Linked DNA regions of Homo sapiens: region 2 is linked to region 1. A link is an interaction called in ENCODE POLR2A ChIA-PET data of the cell type or tissue named here. Cell type or tissue: B cell. All regions are shown on one strand. Each heading gives the region's core, and the rest is flanking DNA. Links, peaks and the distances in the headings are about the cores only.

What was found. Peaks named below come from ENCODE experiments on the same cell type or tissue, not always from the same donor. Only the 100,000 strongest peaks of a DNase experiment are listed, where the experiment ranks them.
Region 2: POLR2A ChIA-PET joins it to region 1 with 6 read pairs; 3 of 35 experiments call an interaction of 5 or more read pairs at or near these places.

The regions. Positions count from the first base shown.
Region 1 is chr1:12,036,815-12,044,166 of GRCh38, forward strand. It overlaps the pseudogene RN7SL649P. Among named protein-coding and RNA genes, the nearest start is that of MIR6729, 11 kb to the left of the region's middle. RefSeq lists a cis regulatory region at 1,435-2,557 and enhancers at 2,340-2,839, 3,905-3,974. In B cell, for the core only: no CTCF peak of the experiment used is centred there; DNase peaks (open chromatin) are centred at 3,207, 3,757 and 4,007; H3K4me3 peaks cover 1,261 bases; H3K27ac peaks cover 2,500 bases.
Region 2 is chr1:11,957,953-11,964,284 of GRCh38, forward strand. PLOD1 (procollagen-lysine,2-oxoglutarate 5-dioxygenase 1) reads left to right here. Exons shown (of 19, transcript NM_000302.4): 9 at 564-695; 10 at 2,694-2,815; 11 at 5,580-5,684; 12 at 6,223-6,332. Among named protein-coding and RNA genes, the nearest start is that of MFN2, 19 kb to the right of the region's middle. RefSeq lists a silencer at 5,287-5,488. In B cell, for the core only: no CTCF peak of the experiment used is centred there; no DNase peak of the experiment used is centred there.

The DNA of each region.
Region 1 (7,352 bases), core at 2,638-5,137:
TGACCTGCTCTATTTCCAACCTGAGCTGGTTTAACCCTCCTTAGGCAACCTGGTTTCAAGGAGGTCACCATATTGATGCTCAAGTTAGTGCAGACACCCCATCAGCATAGGGCACCAAAGCCCCGAACTGGGCACAAGTGATCCTCCCGCCTCAGCCTCCTGAATAGGTGAGACAACTGGCGAGCACCACCACACCTAACAAGGCAGGGAGATGGATTCCTCAATAGAAAGGTGTGGAGCTGGCCGGGTGCGCTGGCTCCCACCTGTAATTCCAGCACTTTGGGAGGCTGAGGTGGGCGGATCACGAGGTCATGAGATCGAGACCATCCTGGCCAACATGGTGAAACCTCGTCTCTACTAAAAATACAAAAATTAGCTGGGTGTGGTGGCGTGTGCCTGTAGTCCCAGCCATTCGGGAGGCTGAGGCAGGAGAATCGCTTGAACCTGGGGGGTGGAGCTTGCAGGGAGCCGAGATCGCACCACTGCACTCCAGCCTGGGCGACAGAGTGAGACTCTGTCTCAGAAAAAAAAAAAAGAAAAAAAAAATGTGTAGAGCTGATGAATGCTCTCCAACTGGAACCCAACTCCTTGATATGGTCTGTAATGCCTCCACCATTCCCCCACTCACTCATTCATTCACCAGCCACGTGTTCGACTCCTCCTGTGTGCTAGGCACTGTTCTAGGCTCTGCAGATGCGGCAGTGAAGCAGACAACACTAGCACCCACAGCCACAGGAGCCTGCCCCCTGGAGCTTCCCTGCTGCTGGGTGGGGGGGCTGCAGTCTGAAATAAGCCAGTAAACAGAAAATGTGTCAGGTGGTGGGAAGTGCTGGGAAGAAAACCAGAGCAGCCCGACCACGCTTCCCTGACCCACGTCTCACACCTCCCACACCCCTCCCAGGCGAGGCTCCAGCTCTGCTGAAGCTTTTTTCTGGGTCTTAAACCGGCAGGCTCCCCCTGGCCTCTGGGTCTTTATCTACTCCATTGCCTCTGCCCAAAGCTCTCTTCCACCCAATGAACTCCTACTCAGTCCTCAGCTTCTATTTCAATTCCTCAGAGCCCTTCCCTGAGCCGACCGAACTGGCCAAGGCTCCTGGAGTTGGGTTCTGCAGCATCCCCATTGTAGACTTTGTGACACTTGACTGTAAGCTCCTTGAGAGCAGGAACCAAGCCTGTCCTGTCCTTGGCGCTATCCCCAGGGCCTAGTACAGCATGCGGCATATGATAGACGTTCAATAAATAAATGTTGAATGAACGAGGGAGTAAATGAGCTCCCAGGTCTTGGGAAGGTAGACCTGGCAGCCCTGAGACCCGAGGTTCCTGTTTCCTGGGATTCTAGCACTGGGGCTGAGCTGCTGCTGTTCTAGCTTGCGCTGGTTTCTGCACATCTGTTGCCCTAGGCCTCAGGCAGATTGTGGGGTCTCGGCTCAGCACCAGTCTCCCAGGGGAGTCTAGGACCCTAGGGTGGATGGTAGGGAGCGGCTGGGGACAGCTGAAACATCTTCATCTGGGAAACTCTACGTCCGCCATCCATTGGCAGCTGCAGGGCCCAGTCCCTTGGCGTGCAGATGGAAGTGTATGGAAATAACCCCACCTTCCCTCCCTCAGGCCACTTTTAACCTCCCAGGCAAGACAAGGACCTGTTGGCTACTGATTGCCACCCTCTGAGAGGGAGGCTGCAAAGGGGAATTCTCCCTGGAGGGGTTGGGTGACCCTTCCACTCCCACTTCATCATGAGGTGAAGCGTGCATGGCCCAGAAACACACACACAGCTGGATTTCCCCCCTCTGCCTTTGGAAAGTGGCATTCAGATGTTCTGAGAATGCACACTGGCTCAATGTAGACTTGGCTGTAGGTTTGCTGAACTTTTCAGCCCAATCTGTGGGAGGACATAGAGTGTAGCTCCGAACACCCGCCCTCGGTATTGCCACCCACTGACTGCGTGACGGCGGCCGTGTCACTTAGCCTTTCTGTATGTAGCTCAGTTTTGTCATCTGTACACGGGCGATAACTCCAAGAAGAGGTGAACCAGATCCGACCTGCAGAGACCCGGGCACGTGGTCTGACGGGGAGGGGAGCTATGAGAAATGATAAGACTGTCATCAGCTCTTCCATCATAAGATTGATGCCATCCTGTTGCCTGGAATGGAACCTGCCCCCTGAGTTTGCTCCAGCTCATGCCTTCCCCAGGACGATAAGAGAGAATGGAAGCAGGGCATGGAGTCCTTTGATCCAGTGGCCTTCACCCCCAGCTCCTGGAAGGGCTGTTGCTGGGAGCAGATGCCGGCAGCAGCCTTCTTGCCAGTTTCATTAGCATGGAGGCTCTGAGGACAGGGAGGGAGGAGGGATGTGGGTGGGCAGGACCCTCCCTGGGGCCAGTGCTGAGGCTGTGAGGGTGGATGGCTGAAGCCTTGCAGGAAGTTTTGAGAGGAAGCTGGGCCCACAGGATCGTGATGTGATCAGTTGGGGTGGCATAAGAGTGCCTGATGATGGTTTGGGTGGCCTTTGGGGACATCCCCTGTCATGCCATCACCATGCTGAGCTCTGACCACACTCTCTTTGGCCCTCTTTATCTGTGGCTAAGAGTTGGCAACACAGCCTCTGAAACTCAGCAGAAACCCCTCTGCTTCCCCCAGCCCTGCCTCCTCTATCCCCCACCATTGTTGATGGGATACCAGAGGCACCCAGGTGTCCTGGGCCTCCAGCTCCCGAGGCAAGGAAGCCTTTCTTGGCCAGCCAGGACTCATGACATCTCAGCCAGTGGAGAAGGGGAGAGGGAGGGCTTTGAGAATTCCCCAGGCCTCAGATTTGGTGGGGGAACCCTTCCTGTCCACCAGGATTGAGGGTTACAGAACACCCCAGCCTCGAGGGAGAACTAGCTGCCCCCCATCCCATTCCCAGCAAATTCTGACAAACACCCCCTGACTCCCATGGTGGAAGTTTGCCAGGTGTCAACTAAAGAAAATAAAAAGCTGAAGAATTAGAGTTCGGGCTGGGTGTGGTAGCTCACACTTGTAATCCCAGTAATTTGGGAGGCTGAAGCCAGTGGATTGCCCGAGCCCAGGAGTTTAAGAGCAGCCTGGGCAACATGTAGAGATGAAACCCCATCTCTACTGAAAATACAAAAAATTAGCCAGGCATGGTGACATACATCTGTGGTTCCCAGCTACTTGGTAGGCTGAGGTGGGAGGATCACCTGAGCCCGGGGAAGTCTGAGACTGCAGTGCGTGGTGATCACAACACTGCACTCCAGCCTGAGCAACAGAGTGAGACCATGTCTAAAAATAAATAAATAAATAAAAATGCCGGGCGTGGTGGCTCAAGCCTGTAATCCCAGCACTTTGGGAGGCCAAGGTGGGCAGATCACTTGAGGTCAGGAGTTCGAGACCAGTCTGACCAACATTGAGAAACCCAGTCTCTACTAAAAATACAAAATTAGCCGGGCGTGGTGGCACATGCCTGTAATGTCAGCTACTCGGGAGGCTGCGGGAGGAGAATCGCTTGAACCCGGGAGGCAGAGGTTGCAGTGAGCTGAGATCACACCATTGCATTCCAGCCTGGGCAACAAGAGTGAAACTCCGTCTCAAAAACAAAAAACAAAAACTTTAGAGTTCTTTTTATTCAGAAGTTTTACCAGGACTATAGACCGAGCCTATTGCCTGAGAGCAGCCCTGTGGAGGGGTTCTATCAGCTGCTCTGGCAGTTTCAGTTCACAGTTTATGTACAGGTGGTGAAGCTGTAATATGTACAAAATCACATCGAGGTTTGGGTATAGAGTACATCTGGCTATAGATGACTAAAGCACATCTGCTGAATCGATTGTGGAGGCAGAATCACTAACCCCACCAGATGGTATCTTATGTGTAGGAAAAAGCAAGTCTGGGGCCATTTATCTTTCAAGGAATATAGTGACTCACGCAAGAGACATGGGGCTCTATTCTGTTTTGTCTTCAAAGCATCCCTCCAGAGAGCTGCCCATTGTCACAGAGCCAGCGGCTTGTGAATCCACTCAAGCAGAAATGAGCAAACATAACTTCTTACATTTGCTACTTAGGCTCACCCAGGAGAGGAAGCAGCCCCAGGTGCCAGCTGTGTGTTGCAGAACACTGGACCTGGAGCCTCAGCCTGGGGGTCAGTGTTGGCTGCTGCTCCTGCACAAGTCAGTGGGCTTCTCTGAGCCTCAGTTTCCTCATCTGTAGAATGGGGATTAGAATGCTACCTACTGGGCCAGGCACCGTGGCTCACACCTATAATGCCAACACTTTGGGAGGCCAAGGTGGGTGGATTGCTTGAGCCCAGGAGCTCGAGACCGGCTTGGGCAACATAGGGAGACCCCTGTCTCTACAAAAGAATTTAAAAAATTAGCCAGGTGTGGTGGCACGAACCTGTGTTTCCAGCCACTTGGGAGGCTGAGGCAGGAGGATCACTTGAGCCCAGGAGTTGGAAGCTGCAGCGAGCCACGGTCGAGCTACTGCACTCCAGCCTGGGTGACAGAGCAAGACCCTGTCTCAAAAAACAAAACAAAACAAAACAAAACAACAACAACAAAAAAAAAAAACCCAGAAAACCAAGAATGTTACCTACTGCGTTGGGGTTTTTAGAGGATGAAATTAGATGATCAGGAGATGAAATGCGTAGTGCAGTACTGGGCCTAATAAATGTGCAACATTATTATTTGAAACCAGGGCCTGTGTGCATATTGGCAGATGAGGATCCTGTCTCTAGAGGGGTCCACCCCACCTGGCCAGATACACAGTAAGGAATGAGCCGAGTGGGAGCAGGGGAAGTTTCAGGTGATTCTTCCATGAAATGATGGACACAGGGCGCTGGCCCAGTGTCTGTGCTGGAGTAGGGCCCTGCGGGCCTCCAAGCCTGGGAGGGTCAGAGGCCTGAAAACCACTCAGGCCCTTCCAGGAATCTTTGGTTGGGAACTCTAGGGACTCTGTAGGACACGGTGTGGGAACAGAGCAGGATGGGGGCAGTTACCCACACCTCCATTCCACTCCTCCTGCAGGGTAAGACCTGCTCAAGTCCCGCCTTCAGGCCGGATTGCCCAAACCTTTCCTCAGTCTCCCTGCCTGGCCACGTGGACTCCCCATCCCCGTAAAACCCTCCTGTGGTTCTCCTGACCGGGATGGGTGGGTTCCTTGGGACTTCTTGCCTTGCTGGGCTGGGCCCTTCTGAAGGACAAGGGTCTCCCAGGTGCTGATCCTCCCTGTGGGCCTCAGCTGCCAAAGGACTCTGAGGACACTGACATTTGGGAGAGCCGGCATCTTCTCTGGGTCCCTGATGTGGGTTCAGAGGTGGCCCCCCAAAGATATGTCCACCTAGAACTTCAGAGTATATGACCTTATTTGGAATAAGGGTCTATGCAGATATAATTTTTTTCTTTTTTTTTTTTTTTTTTTGAGATAGTCTCACCCTATCACCCGCTAGGGCTGTATAACAGAACACCACAGACTGCAGGGCTTAAGCAACATAAATTTCTTTTCTTTTTTTCTTTCTGTTTTTTGTTTGTTTGTTTTTGGTTGCCCAAGCTGGAGCGCAGTGGCACGCTCTCGGCTCACTGCAACCTGCGCCTCCCGGGTTCAAGTGATTCTCCTGCCTCAGCCTCCCGAGCAACTGGGACTACAGACGCACACCACCATACCTGGCTAATTTTTTGTATTTTCAGTAGAGACAGGGTTTCACCATGTTGGCTAGGATAGTCTTGAACTCCTGACCTTAAGTGATCCACCCGCCTTGGCCTCCCAAAGTGCTGGGATTACAGGCGTGAGCCACCATGCCCAGCCTTTCTGCAGATGTAATTAAGGTAGGGTAATGGGGCTCTTAAGACGCGAGTCCCTCTCCCTCTCCCTCTCCCTCTCCCTCTCCCTCTCCCTCTCCCCACGGTCTCCCTCTGATGCCGAGCCGAAGCTGGACTGTACTGCTGCCATCTCGGCTCACTGCAACCTCCCTGCCTGATTCTCCTGCCTCAGCCTGCCGAGTGCCTGCGATTGCAGGCGCGCGCCGCCACGCCTGACTGGTTTTCGTATTTTTTTGGTGGAGACGGGGTTTCGCTGTGTTGGCCGGGCCCGTCTCCAGCTCCTAATCGCGAGTGATCCGCCAGCCTCGGCCTCCCGAGGTGCCGGGATTGCAGACGGAGTCTCGTTCACTCAGTGCTCAATGGTGCCCAGGCTGGAGTGCAGTGGCGTGATCTCGGCTCGCTAAAACCTCCACCTCCCAGCCGCCTGCCTTGGCCTCCCAAAGTGCCGAGATTGCAGCCTCTGCCCGGCCGCCACCCCGTCTGGGAAGTGAGGAGCGTCTCTGCCTGGCCGCCCATCGTCTGGGATGTGAGGAGCCCCTCTGCCTGGCTGCCCAGTCTGGAAAGTGAGGAGCGTCTCTGCCCGGCCGCCATCCCATCTAGGAAGTGAGGAGCGTCTCTGCCCGGCCGCCCATCGTCTGAGATGTGGGGAGCGCCTCTGCCCTGCCGCCCCGGCTGGGATGTGAGGAGCGCCTCTGCCCGGCTGCGACCCCGTCTGGGAGGTGAGGAGCATCTCTGCCCGGCCGCTCCGTCTGAGAAGTGAGGAGACCCTCCACCCGGCAGCCGCCCCGTCTGAGAAGTGAGGAGCCCCTCCGCCCGGCAGCCACCCCGTCTGGGAAGTGAGGAGCCTCTCCGCCCGGCAGCCACCCCGTCCGGGAGAGAGGTGGGGGGGTCAGCCCCCAGCCAGGCCAGCCGCCCCGTCCGGGAGGGAGGTGGGGGGTCAGCCCCCCGCCCGGCCAGCCGCCCCGTCCGGGAGGTGAGGGGCGCCTCTGCCCGGCCGCCCCTACTGGGAAGTGAGGAGCCCCTCTGCCAGGCCACCACCCCGTCTGGGAGGTGTACCCAACAGCTCATTGAGAACGGGCCATGATGACAATGGCGGTTTTGTGGAATGGAAAGGGGGGAAAGGTGGGGAAAAGATTGAGAAATCGGAAAAAAAAAAAAAAAAAAAAGGTAGGGTAATGATCTCAAAATGAGAGCATCCTGGTTTAGGGAGGGCTTTAAATCCAATAATAGGTGTCTTATAAGATACAGAAAAGGACACACCACAGAGACACAAAGAATTAGGGAACATGGGCCAGGAGTGGTGGCTCACACCTGTAATCCCAGCACTTTGGGAGGCTGAGGTGGGCGGATCACCTGAGGTCAGGAGTTTGAGTCCAGCCTGGCCAACATGGTAAAACCCCGTCTCTACTAAAAATACAAAAAAAAAAAAAATTAGCCAGGTGGTGCGTGCCTGTAATCCCAGCTACTCGGGAGGCTGAGGCAGGAGAATCACTTGAACCCGGGTGGCAGAGGTTGCAGTGAGCCGAGATCACGCCACTGCACTCCA
Region 2 (6,332 bases), core at 3,718-6,217, 78 kb before region 1:
CGCCCAGGCCTGTGCCTGAGGGACACGGGGGGCTCAGTCCCCTGAGATGGCGAGATGGGTGATTCTGGAATAGACTCCATTGTCTTTGGTGGAAAGTGAAGGGGTCACCTCCCTGCCTGGGGTTCTATCCCGGTTGCCACCCAAGTGCCTCCTCCTGGAAGCCCTCTCAGATTGCATGTCTCTAGCTTCCCCCGAGATGTCCAGGTTCTGGTTTCTTCTGCCTGGTCCTTCAGGCTCTCCTGCAGCCCCCTCCCCATCCCATGAACCTCATCCTCATTTATGACTCACCTCGAACACCACGCCAGCCACGATCTCCTGACAGCAGGCCCTCAACCGAGTCCTTGTTCCAGGCCTGGGCTCCTGCTGCTCTCTCCCCGGGGCACCCTCCTGCTGCTTCCCTGCCCCCCCGTACCCCCTGACTGGAGTTCCCCGGCCCGGGCACCTTTCTTGGGAAGTCTACATGCTTCTGATTCTGGCTCTGACTCCCTTGGGCCACCCTGGGGTGGAGTGGCAGTGCTGTGACTGGACACTGCTGGACTCTTGTGCCGCCCTCCCTGGTGCAGGATGAAGCTCTGCCCACGGTCCTGGTCGGCGTGTTCATCGAACAGCCCACGCCGTTTGTGTCCCTGTTCTTCCAGCGGCTCCTGCGGCTCCACTACCCCCAGAAACACATGCGACTTTTCATCCACAACCACGTGAGTAACAGGCGCTCTGTGGGGTCGTCATGTGGCTTAGATCCAGGGCCCAGCTTCACAAGGTAGCCCGAGACCTCTGAGGGTCTCACCGAATCTAGCTTATCTGGGCCAAATGACAATCACCAGTGGACTGTGTCCCCAAATCACTGAGTTAACTTTGGAGTCAGACTGGGTGAGTTTGAATCCCAGCGCCGCTATTTTATTGGCTGTGTGACCTTGGGCACATTACTCAACCTCTCTGTGCTTTAGTTTCTCATCTATAAAATAGGCATAAAAGTCGGGCGCGGTGGCTCATGCCTGTAATCCCAGCACTTTGGGAGGCCCAGGTGGGCAGATTATCTGAGGTCGGGAGTTCGAGACTAGCCTGACCAACATGGTGAAACCCTGCCTCTACTAAAAATACAAAATTAAGCTGGGTGTGGTGGCAGATGCCTGTAATCCCAGCTACTCAGGAGGCTGAGGCAGGAGAATCGCTTGAACCTGGGAGGCAGAGGTTGCAGTGAGCCGAGATTGCGCCATTGCACTCCAGCCTGGACAACAAGAGCAAAACTCCGTCTCAAAAAAAATAAAAATAAATAAATAAATAAATAAAATAAAATAGGGATAATAATTGTGCAATCACACAGAATTGCTGCAAGGGCTAAGCAAGCTGACATGCGAAGTTCGTAAAAGGTGCCTGGTGCACAGGACGCATCTAGTTGCTTCTAACTGTTGTCATCTTCACTTCCATCCCTGTCACTGTTAATCCTTCCTACCTTCCTAATTGTACCTGGTGGCAGTCAAATTGGTTTTCTTTTCTTTTTTTTTTTTTTTGAGACAGAGTCTCGCTGTGTCACCCAGGCTGGAGTGCAGTGGCACGATCTCGGCTCACTGCAACCTCTGCCTCTTGGGTTCAAGCGATTCTCCTGCCTCAGCCTCCCAAGTAACTGAGACTACAGGCATGCGCCATCACAACTGGCTAATTTTTTGTATTTTTTTTTTTTTTTTTGAGACGGAGTCTTGCTCTGTTGCCCAGGCTGGAGTGCAATGGCGTGATCTCAGCTCAGTGCAACCTCTGCCTCCCAGGTTCAAGCCATTCTCCTGCCTCAGCCTCCCGAGTAGCTGGGATTACAGGCGCCTGCCACCGTGCCTGGCTAATTTTTTGTATTTTAGTAGAGATAGGGTTTCACTATGTTGGCCAGGATGGTCTCGATCTCCTGACCTCGTGATCTGCCTGCCTCCGCCTGCCAAAGTGCTGCGATTACAGCCATGAGCCACCGCACCCAGCTGGATGGTTGTTTTTCCTTTTTTTTTTTTTTTTGAGATGGAGTCTTGCTGTGTCTCCCAGGCTAGAGTGCAATGGTGCGATCTTGGCTCACTGCAACCTCCGCCTCCCAAGTTCAAGCAGTTCTCTGCCTCTGCAACCTCCGCCTCCCGGGTTCAAGCAGTTCTCTGCCTCAGCCTCCTCCCGAGTACCTGGAATTACAAGTGCCTGCCACCATGCCCGGCTAATTTTTGTATTTTTAGTAGAGACGTGGTTTCACCATCTTGGCCAGGCTAGTCTTGAACTCCTGACCTGGTGATCTACCCGCCTCGGCCTCCCAAAGTGCTGCGAATACAGGCGTGAGCCACTGTGCCTGGCCTGGACTGTTGTTTTTCAAAGCGAAGTTGAGGATCACCTGGCACATTTTGTAACAAAGTGGATCTCTGGGCCACACCCAGGAATCAACAATGTCTCTGGATGTGGGATCCTGAGCGTGGTGGCGGAGCTCTATCCTGATGACAGAGGCTCTTAGGAGGCCTGACCTGGTCAGAGGAGAATGGGCAAAGGATGGCCAGGGAAGGGTGTTCCTGGCACAGGGCTGGCATGGGCAAAGGTCTGGAGACAGGAAAGCAGATGGCCGGGGTGCCAGAGATGAAGGGGCACAGCCTGGCAGTGACAGGAGGTGCTACAGTCCCTGGGTGGAAGCTGTGTCCTCCTCCTCACCCCCGCATCCCCTTCCCCATCCCCAACCCCAGGAGCAGCACCACAAGGCTCAGGTGGAAGAGTTCCTGGCACAGCATGGCAGCGAGTACCAGTCTGTGAAGCTGGTGGGCCCTGAGGTGCGGATGGCGAATGCAGATGCCAGGAACATGGGCGCGTGAGTTGTGGGCCACAGTACTCTCCACTGACAGTGGGGGCAGGGGAGCTGTGGCTGTGGTAAGGAGCAGCAGGCTGAGTGACAGGAGTTCAGAAGGCTGTGTGTGCTCTAGCAAGTTCCTGCCCCTTTCTGGGCCTTGGAGTTTCCATCTGTCAAAAGGGGAAATAGCCTCTGTCCTGCCAACCCCCGGGGCTCCTGGGCAGGGCTGAGCCATGTTATTTGGGTTCAGGAAGCAAATCAGAGAAAGAGGAAGGACTGGGGGCAAAAGTAGACAAAGGCTGACTATTAGGGAGCCAACCTTGAATGTTTTACTTTATTATATATAAAAAAAAAAGGCCGAGAGCAGTGGCTCATGCCTGTAATCCCTGCACTTTGAGAGGCCAAAGTTGAAGGATTGCTTGAGGCCAGGAGTTCAAGAGCAGCCTGGGCAACATAGCGAGACCCTATCTCTTCAAAAATTAAAAAAAAATAGCCAAGTGTGGTGGCTTGAACCTGGGGTCCCAGCTACTGAAGAAGCTGAGGCAGGAGGACCTCTTGAGCCCGGGAAGTCGAGGTTGCATGAGCTATGATTGCACCACTGTGTTCCAGCCTGGGAAACAGAGCGAGACCTTGTCTCATAAAGCAAAACAAAAACAAAGAAAGAAGTAATTTGTGTTGCTTGTAGAAGAGTCAGACAGTCCAGATCAAAGGTTGGCAAACTTCCTGCTAAGGATTAGATCATAAATCTTTGCAAATTGGCTCTGCCGGCTCTGTGACAACCCTCAGCTCTGCCCTAGTAGCACAGAGGCTGCATTCCAGCAAAATTTCATTTATGGACACTGAAATTTGACTTTCATGTCATTTATTTTTTTTTCTTTTTGAGACTTGGTGTCACTCTTGTCATCCAGGCTGGAGTGCAGTGGCAGGATCATAGCTTACTGTAGCCTCAAACCCCTGGGTTCAAGTGATCCTCCTGCCTCAGCCCCCCAAGAAGCTGGGACTACAGGCATGTGCCATCACATCCAGTTAATTTTTAAATATTTATTTATTTATTTATTTAGAGACTGAGTCTCACTCCGTCACTCAGGCTGGAGCGCAGTGGCGCGATCTCGGCTCACTGCAACCTCCCCGTCCCAGGTTCAAGCCATTCTCTTGCCTCAGCCTCTCAAGTAGATGGGATTACAGGTGCTTGCCACCACACCTGGCTAATTTTTGTATTTTTAGTAGAGACGAGGTTTCACCATGTTTTCCAGGCCTGTCTCAAGCTCCCGAACTCAAGTGATCCGCCCGCCTTGGCCTCCCTAAGTGCTGGGATTACAGGTGTGAGCCACTGCGCCTGGTTAATTTATTTATTTTTATTTTTTGTAGAGACAGGATCTTGCTATGTTGCCCAGGCTGGTCTCAAACTCCTGGCTTGAAGTTATCCTCCCGTCTCAGCCTCCCAGAGTGCTGGGATTACAGGCATGAGCCACTGCACCTGGTGATGACCTTCACATAATTTTTACATCTTCTTTTGATTTTTGTTTTCTTTTTTTTTTTTTTTTTTTTGAGATGGAGTCTCGCTCTGTCACCCAGGCTGGAGTGCAATGGTGCAATATTGGCTCACTGCAAGCTCTGCCTCCCACGTTCACGCCATTCTCCTGTCTTAGCCTCCCGAGTAGCTGTGACTACAGGTGCCCACCACCATGCCCGGCTAATTTTTTGTATTTTTAGTAGAGACGGGGTTTCACCGTGTTAGCCAGGATGGTCTCGATCTCCTGACCTCGTGATCCATCCACCTCAGCCTCCCAAAGTGCTGGGATTACAGGCGTGAGCCACCACGCCCTGCCGATTTGTTTTTTTCTTGAAACAACTTAAAAACATAAAATCAGCCAAGTGCAGTGGCTGTAATCCCAGCACTTTGGGAGGCCAAGGATTGCTTGAGCTGGGGAAGTTGAGGCTGCAGTGAGCTATGATTGTGCATTCCAGCTTGGCTGACACAGTGAGACCCCCATCTCTAAAAAAGGAAAAAAGGCCGGGTGCAGTGGCTCGCATCTGTAATCCCAGCACTTTGGGAGGCCGAGGCGGGCAGATCACCTGAAGTCAGGAGTTCGAGACCAGCCTGGCCAACATGGTAAAACCCTGTCTCTACTAAAAATACAAAAATTAGCCTGGCATGGTGGTGCACGCCTCTAATCCCAGCTACTTGGGAGGCAGAGGCAGGAGAATCGCTTGAACCCGGGAGGTGGAGGTTGCAGTGAGCTGAGATTGTGCCATTGCATTCCAGCCTGGGCAACAGAGTGAGACTCGTTCTCAAAAAAATAAAATAAAATAAAAATAAAAAAAAGAAAAACATAAAGCTGTTCTTAGCCCATGAGCTGTACAAAACCAGGCAGGGCCAGAGTTTGACTCACAGACCCTCGTTTGCTGAGTCCTGTACCAGATAAACAAAAGTAACACAGATTTTTAAGGCTTTTGGTACAAGTTACCAAATTGCATTTCAGAAAGGCAGCCCCAGCTTACTCCCCACCCTGGGCCATGTAGGCACCTGTGGGCTGTGTTCTTCCCAGTACCAGGATTTTCAGGGCACTTGATACCAGTTGCCAACCTCTGGGCCTTGGGTGAGAGAGCCCAGCAGTCCAGGGGTTTGGGACTCAGAGTCGGGAGGAACCTTTGAGGCTGCTGGTGTGACCTCTCTAAAGCCCCTTGGCTGATATGTGGTGAAGCCAGACTGTGGTCACAGATGTGAGCAGCCACCAGTAGCTCCAGGATCAGGTGCACTGACCCTGTGTCCTCCTCCTTGCAGAGACCTGTGCCGGCAGGACCGCAGCTGCACCTACTACTTCAGCGTGGATGCTGACGTGGCCCTGACCGAGCCCAACAGCCTGCGGCTGCTGATCCAACAGAACAAGTGAGGCTGCTCCGTCTGCACCCAGCACTGCTCAGGACTGGCCTGGTCCTGGGGTGGCAGCCCTCCTTGCCTTCCTCCTCCTCCTCCTCATCCACCTCCTCTTCCTCCTCTTTTTCCTTCTCCTGCTCCTCTTTCTCCTCCTCGTCTTCCTCCTTGTCTTCCTCCTCCTCTTCCTCTTCCTCCTCTTCCTCCTTTTTCCTCCTCCTCCTCGTCTTCCTCATCCTCTTTCTCCTCCTCCTCTTCCTCCTCCTCCTTGGCCTCACCTATTACCCAGAGCTGTGGATCCCCAGCCTGATACCCCAGGTTCTGATAGAGAAGGTGTCCTGCCCTGTCTGCTCCTGGCTGCCCCATGGGAGGGAGCAGGTACCAGAAGAGCCAAACCCCCGACACCCCGGCCAAGGCACTGCCTGTCTCAGTGAGGTGCTTGGGGATCCCTGCGTGCAGGTTGAGGGGCACCTACCTCCCCCCATCCCTGGTTAGTGCTGTCTCCTACTCCCAGTGGGCAGCGACCTCCTACTGAGGTGCTCCCTTCCCTCAGGAACGTCATTGCCCCGCTGATGACCCGGCATGGGAGGCTGTGGTCGAACTTCTGGGGGGCTCTCAGTGCAGATGGCTACTATGCCCGTTCCGAGGACTACGTGGACATTG